2 separate regions of the Homo sapiens genome follow, and region 2 is linked to region 1. Evidence: chromatin contacts called from ENCODE POLR2A ChIA-PET data. All regions are on one chromosome and are shown on one strand. Each heading gives the region's core, a stretch centred on a gene start or an enhancer-like site at or near the end of the contact. The rest is flanking DNA. Distances are from core to core; before and after follow the strand shown.

Region 1 (5,264 bases), core at 1,114-3,613:
AATAAACCTTACCCTAGGCCAGACGCAGTGGTTCACGCCTGTAATCCCAACACTTTGGGAAGCCAAGGCAGGCGAATCACCTGAGGTCAGGAGTTAAAGACCAGCCTGGCCAACATGGCAAAACCCCATCTCTACTAATACAAAAATTAGCTGGGCATGGTGGCACACGCCTGTAATCCCAGCACCTTGGGAGGCTGAGGCAGGGAGAATCACTTGAACCTGGGAGGCGAAGGTTGCAGTGAGCCGGGACTGTGCCACTACACTCCAACTTGGGCAACAGAACGAGACTCCATCTCAAAAAAATAAATAAATAGAATAAACCTTACCCTCTAAAGCAGCCACCCCAATACCACAAAGACCAGACATAAATACTTCACAGGGTCCCCAGGATTTTCTATGGCCAAGGGGCAATATCCAAATACCCAAAGCACCAGAAAGTTTCAGGTCCTAAGAGAGCAGAGACCAGGCTTCCTCTATAGGCCACACTTCCCTAAGTGCCTTCCGCGCTGTTCATGGATGTATGTTACAGGGAGAAAGAGTTCCTTCGTTCCTTCGGTACATTAACATGGAAAGCTCCTAAATACATCTCAAACCACTTTCTTTTAAAAATTGATTGATTAATTGAGACAGAGTCTCGCTCTGTCGCCCAGGCTGGAGTAAGGTGGTGAAATCTCAGCTCACTGCAACCTCCAGTTCCTGGGTTCAAGTGAGTCTCCTGCCTCAGCCTCCCAAGTAGCTGGGATTACAGGCATCTGCCACCACGCCTGACTAATTTTGTACTTTTAGTAGAGACTGAGTTTCACCATGTTGGCCAGGCTGGTCTCAAACTCCCGAACTCAGGTGATCACACGCCTCAGCCTCCCAAGTGCTGAGATTACAGGCATAAGCCACCATGCCTGGCCTAAAAAATCATTATTATTTTAGGAGCAGTAAGAAGACACCGCAGTGGCTATTTAGAGGCCATGGCACCAACGTTGAGATTCCCTAAATCTACCAACGCCCAAGGCCACTTCTTTGTTCACTGAGTTGTCATCTGCCATCACTCCACTGCCATTCAGAGGCCTGTTGCAAAGAGTCCTCTGTAGCATCTGCCATCACCAAACACTGACCCAGGGCCTCCAGAATGACATTGGGAGACCCTGAGAACTGCAGGGGTCGGGGACGGATTCAAGCAGAGATGCCGCAGTTGTTCCTCTCCACCTTCCTTTTCCAAAGCCCCCTTCCTCGTTGATGTCCTTATTATACTTCAGCCACCCCCTCCCAGACCTTCTCAGAACAATCCCACACCAGGTCACCTTTGTCACCTGTCATTCCTCCACTAGGAGGGAAAGAGCCATCTCCACATTCCTCCTGTCCAAAAATATCTTTCCCAGCAGCCAGCCTTCATCCCATCTTCATGAGGTCTGAAATGCTCAGCAGTCTCACTGCTTTGGGTTTAGAAACAAAGCTACGGCTGCTGTTTCCGGAAGCCATGTCTGTGCTCCTAACTTCTCCCCCTGCAACCTACTGAGGGGGAGTTTACCGGGTGGGCAAGTGCCCCCCAAAGGAAGGAAGCCCAGCCCAGAGGGGCATGTTCGTCCCTTTCTGTCTCTGTGCTTTGGCCCTTTCTGTTCCCCGCCAGTTGGATACCCTACTCCCTATTCTCCACCTACTGAAGGCTTCCTCCTCCCCAAAGACTCAGTTCTAGTGTCACCCCTACAGAAGGCCACCCCTTCCACCAGCCGGCATCCACTGAGCCAGGCATGAGCACCGCCGCCGGGATCTTCCGCATAGACCAGCGACGTGGGAAGCAGGGGTCTGGCCGGGGCGTCGGGATTCCCGCTGGGCCCCGCGGCCACTCGGGTTTGCACCCGTATTTCTGAGATAGGCAGGGGTCACGCACGGGGGCCGGAGGCCGCTGCCCGGCAGTGGCGCGAGGACGGCGGGGCGGACCGGGGCGGAGGGGCGCTGCCACCCTCTGTCCCTTACTGTGCACGGAGCGGACACAGGCGCCGGCCCCCCGCCCCTCGGCGCGCCCGTGCCGGGAAACCTCGGGCCCCGGGGCCACGGACTCTCAGCCCCGCGGATCGGGGTTCACGCGGGCCCCGCAGCCCCACCTCCTTCCCGGCCGCCGCCGCCGCGGCCGCGGCTCCTGATCCTCCTGCTCCTCCTGCGTCCCCGCCTCCGGGGCCGCCAGCCCCTGCAGCTGCCGCCGCCGCCGCCGTGTAGCCGACCGGGTGACCGTCACCGCCGCGGCCTCCATGACACTGTCCGCGCACGCCGAGAGGCAATCGCAGGCCCGGGCCCGCCCCCGCGCCGCGCTCGGCCAATGGGAAGTGCGCAGCGCTGACGCCGCGCTGGGACGGGACTCCGAGCTGACTCCCGGCCAGCGGCCGCGCGGCGGGGACTTTGTTGAGGCGACAGGCCGGGGGCGGGGCCGAGGACGGGGCGGGGCTGTGAGGGGCGGGGCCTGGGCGAGTTCCGAGCCCAGGGTTCGTCGTCGTTCTTGTTGTTGCCCATCATTGGCTATGAGTCCAGGGTGCTAGAAGGCTCTAGAAGGCTTCGGAACGCCCCAATCTTAGAGTTCTCTCTTTAGCCTCACCAGCTTCCTTTGTCAAGCAAACCGAGGTTTATCCCAGAGAGATTAAGCAATCTCCCAGAGGGCACAAAGTCAGCAAATGGTGGCAATGAGATTTTAACTCATGCAGCTAACCCCTATTAAAAGATAATTTTCAGACCGGGCGCGGTGACTCACGTCTGCGATTCCAGCACTTTGGGAGGCCGAGGCGGGCGGATCACCTGAAGTCAGGAGTTCGAGACTACCCTGGCCAACATGGTGAAACCCCGTCTCTACTTAAAATACAAAAATTAGCCGGGCGTGGTGGTGCATGCCTGTAATCCCAGCTACCTGAGAGGCTGAGACTGGAGAATCGCTGGAACCCGGGAGGCAGAGGCTGCAATGAGCCGAGACGGTGCCATTGCACTCCAGCCTGGGCGACAGAGGGAGACTCCGTCTCAAAAAAAAAAAAAAAAAGATGAAAGGTTAGTAGGTTAGTATCGGGCCATGTGGAAGCTGGTGTCCTATGTAGGATGCATAGTTTTCCAGTGAAACACGGATTTCTTTCTACAGCCCCACGCCTGTGCCCAACAGTAGTAGTTGCTCTACCCCTAAGCGTGCAGGGCCTGGAGTGGCACCTCTGCAAGAGTGGCACTGCCCAGCGTCTTAGGCACAAAAGGAGTTCACAGGAAACATGATAGAACAGAGCCCTGAGAAGCCAGAACTCAAGGCTGGGCCCCACAGGGCAAACCAAGGCTCTCCTCCCTCCAGGCCCCAACGCCCCTCCACAGCTAGGAGCTTCCAGTGCTGGGCTGCAGCTGCCGCCCAAGCCAAGTTGACTGGGCCTTTATTATTGTTGCAGACTTTGAACTTTATGAGGCTCCAAGCTTCCATAAACGCCAATGGTGGGAACTATGACTAAGGTTGTTGAATATGGGCCATGGTGCAGGCCAGCCAGTTAGGCAGGAAGGACGGGCCACTCAGAAGCAGGACACGCTGACCCATGGGGAGGACAGAGAAGGCAGAGGGCTCCTCTTTGGGGCTTCAGTCCTGGGAAGCTTACAGTGAGCGAGGGCAGTGGATCCCCAAGTTCCCTCCTGCTGTGTTCAGGGGTGCACCGGACGTGGACAGTCTTGATCTGGGGTGCATGTAACCAGGTGTTCCCAAGCCCTCACCTGCAGCTTAGCAATAAAAATAGATAAACTTTCATCCTACCCAGGTTAGAACACAGTTCTAAGGGATACTTTGAACAGCCTTTGGGTAATGCTCAGTCTCTGGGAGAAAATATGCCCAAACCTCCCTTTTCTTCTCTCCTTTCCAAAGAGTAGGCACCTGGTCTAGAAGAGCAAGAAAGTGAAGGCAGCCTTGCACGCCCCTGAGGACAGAAAGGACTTAGGCCTTGTGGCCTCTTGTTAGCCCCTGTGGCTCGTGGTCTCTCTGGATGTCAGGCCAAGCCTGGAGGGGCCCTGTCTGCCTTGAGCTCACATTGGCTCATACTGGGGCTCTGGATCCGTTTGAGGCCTGAGTGGGCCCTCTAAAACCCTAACCTTCTGGTGTTTTCAGATAACATACAGAGCAATCAGTTAAATTTGAATTCCAAATAAATGATGCCTGGGACATAGGACAAGCTTATATTAAAAAGTTATTGCATATTTATCTAAAATTCAAACTGAACTAGGATGCTGTCTATGCATTTGCTAAATCTGGCATCCCTACCTGTGAATCTGAACTACAGCCTCGGCAGAGCCACCCTGCCCTGTTACAGGGGCCCCTCTGACACCTCCCTGCAGGCTCTTGGCTGTCCTGGGCTCTGCCCACACCAGTACTGGTTGGTTTGGGACAGCTGAGCCTCGGGTCTCCCTGCCTGACCATGCTGTCCCATCAGCTTCCTGTTGCAGGTCGTGACGCAGTGCATGCACTTGCCTCTGCACCCCCCCTCGCCATGCCCAGAGCGCCCGGAGTGGGGACCTAGAGTCACACCTGCTTGCTCTGCCTTCCTCTGCCTCCTCCTTCATGGCCTCCGGGGGAGCCGGAAATGAGAATCAGGTGAGTGGACACCACCTGGTCCCCGGGCTTGGTTGCTGATATGCTGAAGAGTGTGGCAGGAACTAATTGTCCCCAATATTCCTTCCGAGCCTGTCCTTTAGGAACGGAAGCCCCACGTTTTTGCTGACTACATGGTAGCCCAGATGAAGACAGCATTCCCCAGAGGCAGAACTTAGACCTTCCACGTGTACTTACTTACAAGTAAGCTGTGGTTTATGAAACAAGAAACAAAGTGAGAAGTGCAATTCTGGTTGTGCCTGCAAAACAAAGGGGGCATTGCCCTCCACCTTTCCTTCCTGGCTTCTCTTGGTCGCCAGCTGGGTGCAAGGATGTGATGGCAGGAACTGCAGCAACCATCTGAGACCATGAGATGAAAGCCACTTGTGGAAGGGCTGGGAGGGGCCTAGGTCCCCAACAGCAAGACTAGTGTTGCCCTGGACTGCTTATGTCTGGACTTTTTTTTTTTTTGAGACAGAGTCTCACTCTCATCCAGGCTGGAGCTCAGTGGCGTGATCTCCGCACACTAACTGCAACCTCCAGCTCCCGGGTTCAAGCGATTCTCCTGCCTCAGCCTCCCAAGTAGCTGGGATTACAGGCGCCCACCATCACGCCTGGTAATTTTTTGTATTTTCGGTGGAGACAGGGTTTCACCATGTTGGCCAGGCTAGTCTCGAACTCCCAC
Region 2 (5,264 bases), core at 830-3,329, 2.3 Mb before region 1:
AGAAACCTGCAGCTTCAAAGGCGCCGAAGGCCGGAGAGGGGCCGGGGGCTGCGCACGCGGGGGTGCCAGGCTTCCTGGCGGCCTCCAGGGAGTCGTGTGTGCTGTGCTTTTGTTTTGTGGTTGTTTTTTTTTTTTTTTTTCTCTCCAATAAGAAATTTCAAAGTTGAGAAAGCGCGAGCTGCCGGCGATTCTCGGGACGCGGGCTCGGCTACGAAGCAACAATTTTAATCTCCCACCCCCTGCGGGCGGATCGCAGGCCCGATTGTTCCTTTCTCACCAGCCTGCTCGACTTTTTAAGCAAACAGGAGGTGGATTACTGTCGCCTGCCTGCGCCGCCACGGCTCTGACCGGATTGGAGAGAGCTTTTCTTTGTGTTCTCTCCTCCCGGGGAGAGGCCGCGCCGCGCCTCCGCGTCTGCCCGCGCCGGGCTTCGGGGGCCTGGGGAGCCTGAGGCGGCCAGGAAGTGGGGCGAGGAAGGGCGGCCACACGGCCCGAGCTGGGAGTCCCACAGTCCCGCAGCGGCGACGCCGCCACCCGCCGAGTGCCGAGGCCCGGGGCCCACTCCCAGCCCAGCTCCAGGAGAGGCCGCGCCGGAGGACCGCGAGGACGGCGCCGCAGCGCCAGGTCGGGCTGAGGTAAGGGAGGAAATGGAGCGAAAAGTGGCGGCGGGCAGAGGGCCCCGGGCGGGCGGAGAATCGCTGACGAGGGCATTTCGGAAGGAACTGAACCTAGGAGCACAGGGCTCCCTCCCGGGAAGGCAGGGCGTGACCCTGGAGCCGCCGGTCCCTCTTGCCGCGGCCCCAGGCGTGGCTGGCGCGCTCCAGGATCTGGAGCTTCTACAAGTTTGCTTTGTTTCCTGCTTTTGCATCTAAAAACCCGCTCTCTCCTCGCCCGCCTGCCGGAGACCAGGACTCTGGCCCGTCTGCCTCCCTCCGGCGTCGTCTCCGGGAGCGCGGGCGCGGTGGGGCCTGCAGGCCGGGCTGGGACCAGGCGCGCCTTGGGGCGCGAGTGGCTCGGCCGTCGCCGCAGAACCCGCTCCCTGCGAAACAGCCGCACCCGCTCCCTGGGAGAGTCATGAGAACTGGGGTCGCGCCTGACCCCCGCGCCCGAAGAAAACCAGCCCGCGGACCCCGCCACACGGGCCGTGACCCGAGCCCCGCGCGCCGTCCCGAACGCGCGCGGTGAAAACGCCCCGCTGCGCCGGCCTTGCTCGGTCCCCCTCCTCCACCCCCACTTCTCCGGAAAAAAAAAATTCTGAATTGGGAACGAAGACCCGAAAAACTCGCCATGACCATTCCCCTCCCCGGCCCCTAGCTTCGGCCCGGAAGGCCCCTCAGGGCAGCGGCCGTGGGTACCACGACCCGGCCAGTTCCCCTCGCCGCGGACCGACCGGGCAGGGCCAACCCAGGACTGTTCCGGGGAGGGGAGCAGGGTAGGGGAGCGAATGTTGGGGTTCGTTCGTGGGTCACCCAGAACTGGGCGCACGCTGGCGGCGCCCGGACTTCGCCTACTGTCCGCCCGGTGCCACCCGCGCGGCTCGCGCCAGACGCAGCCTGGCGGTCCCTGTCCTGTCTTCGAGTATTTGTTTTTAATGCTGGGTGTCGATCGAGACAACAAGCGCTCAGAGCAAAGCAAGGATGCATTACGGGGGTAATTTTAAACCGATCGATAAGATTTTTCAGAGAAAAAAAAATCGCTCATAGTCCATATTTTTTAAGAAAAAAAAAAGCCTCAACATTTTAACGGATTTTGTTAAAAGGGAAGATATATACTTCTTAACATCACAATCCTGAATTTCTTTTGCTAAAAAAAATGTAAAACCCCAAAGCCAGAATAAAAAATAAAATAATAATAAAAATACAAAAACAAAAAAAAAATGAAAGCAATTTCAGTTACTTACTGGAGGCTGTTTCCTGGATACAACTGAATGCAATACAATTAAATCAGTAAATGTGACTTTGTTTTGTATTCCTATTGGTATTTTCAATGTGCTGACTGTTGCACTGTAAATGCACCGCTTCCACAACAACGACTCTAGCGAGCCCATCCAGAGCGGCTCTCAAACCTGCAGCCTGGCGCGGCGAGCCACGGGCCCTGCATACTAATAAGCTCGTGCCACTCAGCCCGGAACAGCCAGCGCGCTGATTGGCCGCGCAGCCCTCCACGGCCGGGAGCTCGTGCCACTCATTCGGCGTAAACAGGCCTCCCAATAGGCTGGCGCCGGGCCAGGGAACTGCCAATCAGGAAGCAGCGGGGCTACTACCAAGCCCGATGGCGCCTAATTCAAGCCCGGCGACTGCGCAGCTCCTCTGCGCAGATCATTGCTGCTGAATGGGAATGTGGTGGCGCAGGGCGGGAGAGGGAGCTGGAGCGAGCGAGTGCGCGTGTCCCGGCGGAGGGGGAGGCGTAGACACAGACACAGACACACACACACACATATATGTTTAATCCAGCAGGTCTAACGTTTGGCTTCTGCCGCACAGAAGGCCAAGGGAAGAAACACCACCACCCCTTAAAAGTAGCTGCTTTTTCTCCCTGGAATCTGTCTGGCAGGTGGCAGGTAGGCCAGACCTCCAAGCCCAGAGGCCTCCCCAGGTTGCCTGGCCCATCTACCGCTCTGAAGCTGCTGCCTGCCCGGACCCGAGCTCGCGGATGCACGCACGCACGCCCGCTGCTTGGGCAGCAAAAGCTTTGAATAGCCCGTCCGGCTCTCTCCTCCCCATGACCTGGGGATCAGACCCTGGGAAGTGAGTTCTGAGTCTCCAGCCGTCTACATTACTGGCTCTCAATTTTATCTCCCTCTGCCACACTTTGCAACAGAGCAGCTACTAAAATGAAAATCAGGGATTTATTGAGAAGACAAGGATTGCCCTTTCTTCATCTACACCTAGATTTAGAAAATATTTTCAGTTTGGTAATGGGGGAAGCGGGTATGGTGTGGTAAACCATGTATAGTATTTCTCAATGCTGCTCCCTGTCTGCCTATCTGCTAAATCCTCACTCCAACTAAAGCAAGCCACTGAACAATTTTTATCGTAATCAGATGCAAACCACTTCTAAAATATTCCGCAAACAAATATTTCTGTTAGAATTTGGTTTCCCACCCAAATGCTATTTATTCTCAGGGAGTCGAGGTGATGTCTTAGTGGCGATGGATACATTTATTTTTGCTCCTCTTTCTCCATGTGAATCTCTGCCTCCCCCTCTGGGGGAAAAAAGGATATTTAAACTAGGAGCCAACTGACAGATTCACACGCATTCGAAATTCTCCACCGTCTCATTCCGGCAGGGACACGAAAGAGTTAAACTCAAAGCCTGTTGTCTCTCTGTTTCCCCGCCCCCACTCCCGCTCCCGCGGGACCGCTGGGATTGGTTGGCACTCCGCCAGTGGACTGTCCATCACCGAGTGTAAACAAGGCGCTGATTGGCTGTTGTCCAGTCCGCACTGGGCCTCCTGAAAAAAGCAATTACTGGCTCCGCGGTTTCAAGGCGGCCCAAGGCCGCTTGATGAAAGGAGATAAGCTGGGGACCGTTTCCAGGATCCCCGCGGGCCGACCGGGGCAGCCCGGGAGCCGAGGTGCGGCGGAGAGCCCGCGGATCAAAGGAATCTGGAGAGAAAGGGGAAGCGGGCGGCCGGCCCCGGCCGGCCTTCCCCCCCGCAGGCCACGCCGACCTGGGGTGGGGGGCTGCGGGCCGCGGGCGGGGACTCCGGGATTTCCCGCCTGCCTGAGTCGGGGCCTACGCCGGCGCCCGCTTCGGGCGGCTCGGCCCGGAGGGGAGCTCCGGAGAGCCCGGGGCTCGCAGGTAAGCACCGGCGCTCCGCGGGCCGGGCCGGGGACGCAGGACAAGGCGCGGGGCCCACCCCGGCTGGCTCGGGAGTGGCGGTCGCGCGGGCCCGGCTCCCGTCTCCGGCGTCTCCCGGCTCCGGCGGCCGGGACCCCCCGCGGCCGAGCCCCTGGCCAGGCCCCAGGCCGGCGCCTTCGGAAGCGACGTCTGGCGGGCCGCGGGGCACGAGGGGGAGAGCCGGGAAGCGTAAATCCCCGAAGCGCGCGGAGATCCGATTAGCGCGCGGCTATTCATTAGGCTGGGGGCGATTGAATTAGGTCCCTGGGCGCGGTCGCCGGCTGGGGGTGTGTGGCGCCGACCCCCGGGCTCTTGCCGTGGCCTCGGGAGGCTGGAGCAGCGAGCAGCGGCCCCAGCGAGTGTGTCGGGGAAGCGGGTGCCTCCGGGTCCCGGCCCCGCGGGTGCAGGCGGAGGCTGCCCGCTTCCCGCGTACACCGAGGACGGCCGGCCCGGCTCCGGAGAAATGGCGCTTGAGAAAGGAGGGGAGGGGAAGGTTCCCGGACCCTGGGCAGGGACCCGTCGCCGGGGACCCGCGGAGCCCTCCGGGGATGGAGGAGGCGCGAGCTGGAAGCGGCGCGCGAGCCCGAGCGCGGGGCTAACACCGTGGGGCCCAGTCTCTCCTGGCTCGGGTAAGTGGACGCGCCCCGAGGCCCCGGGTCCACGCAGGGCGCCCCTCGCAGACGGCGCATTTCCTACTCTCCTAAGGAACCGAGTTCCCATCACTGCCTCCGATGAGCCTGTTTCCGGATCAGGAACCTTTTTCAAGTTAATTTTTAAAGCCTCATTTGAATTTTTTAATATAGGAAAATACGTATACGAGAAAAATCTTGGATGCAACAAAAAGAACACCGTGGCCACCCGTGGTGTCCCAGAAGTTGCTCTGAGCTCCTCGCATCAGGGCAGGTGCTCCACCTCTAACCGCCCTGTGGGGGAACGGGAGGCCCCAAGCCCCTGGGAGTCCTGGTCTCCTCTAGAGTGTGTTGGAAGGACAGCCGCTGGAAAGGCCCCTCAGAGCCCCTAAACCAGCCTCCCCTCCCCCGTGGGCAGATTGTTCGAGGGTCCTGGAGCCTGAATGATGGGCCCTCGGCTTGCCCACCCCCATCCCCAGTCATCAATCACCATTTGAGAAATGCCCACTGCCAGGGACATGGGAGGGCAGAGGGTAGCTCGCGGGTGCGTGGCCCCTATCTCCTCAAGCTGGTTTAGACCCTTCTGGCTCAGCCTCACCAGATTCCTAGGATGAGCACTGGCTTCAAATCCCCCAAGTGCTGGTCCCTTCGTGTCCCCGAAAGAGGCTGCTCGCGTGGGCAAAGGCCCCGAGGCGTCGAGTGCGCCTTCCAGGGCAGTGCGGAAGCTCCCTGCCCTCCTCCTTCCTCCCCACTTCTGCCTCCTCCTCCCCCAGTGTTCACTTGAAGCAAATT

What was found. ChIA-PET counts read pairs that join two places held with the same protein, here RNA polymerase II (POLR2A).
Region 2: POLR2A ChIA-PET joins it to region 1 with 24 read pairs in OCI-LY7. The contact joins the promoter of BAHCC1 here to the promoter of ENGASE in region 1. POLR2A ChIA-PET finds 5 or more read pairs at or near these places in 2 of 52 experiments (OCI-LY7 and activated naive CD4-positive, alpha-beta T cell).

The regions. Positions count from the first base shown.
Region 1 is chr17:79,071,923-79,077,186 of GRCh38, reverse strand. It overlaps ENGASE (endo-beta-N-acetylglucosaminidase), which reads right to left and starts at 2,363. Exons shown (of 14, transcript NM_001042573.3): 1 at 2,097-2,363. The coding sequence starts at 2,242. RefSeq lists a silencer at 1,962-2,501.
Region 2 is chr17:81,392,272-81,397,535 of GRCh38, reverse strand. It overlaps BAHCC1 (BAH domain and coiled-coil containing 1), which reads right to left and starts at 2,079. Exons shown (of 28, transcript NM_001377448.1): 1 at 1,901-2,079. RefSeq lists enhancers at 124-732, 733-1,341, 3,425-3,982 and a silencer at 3,367-3,636.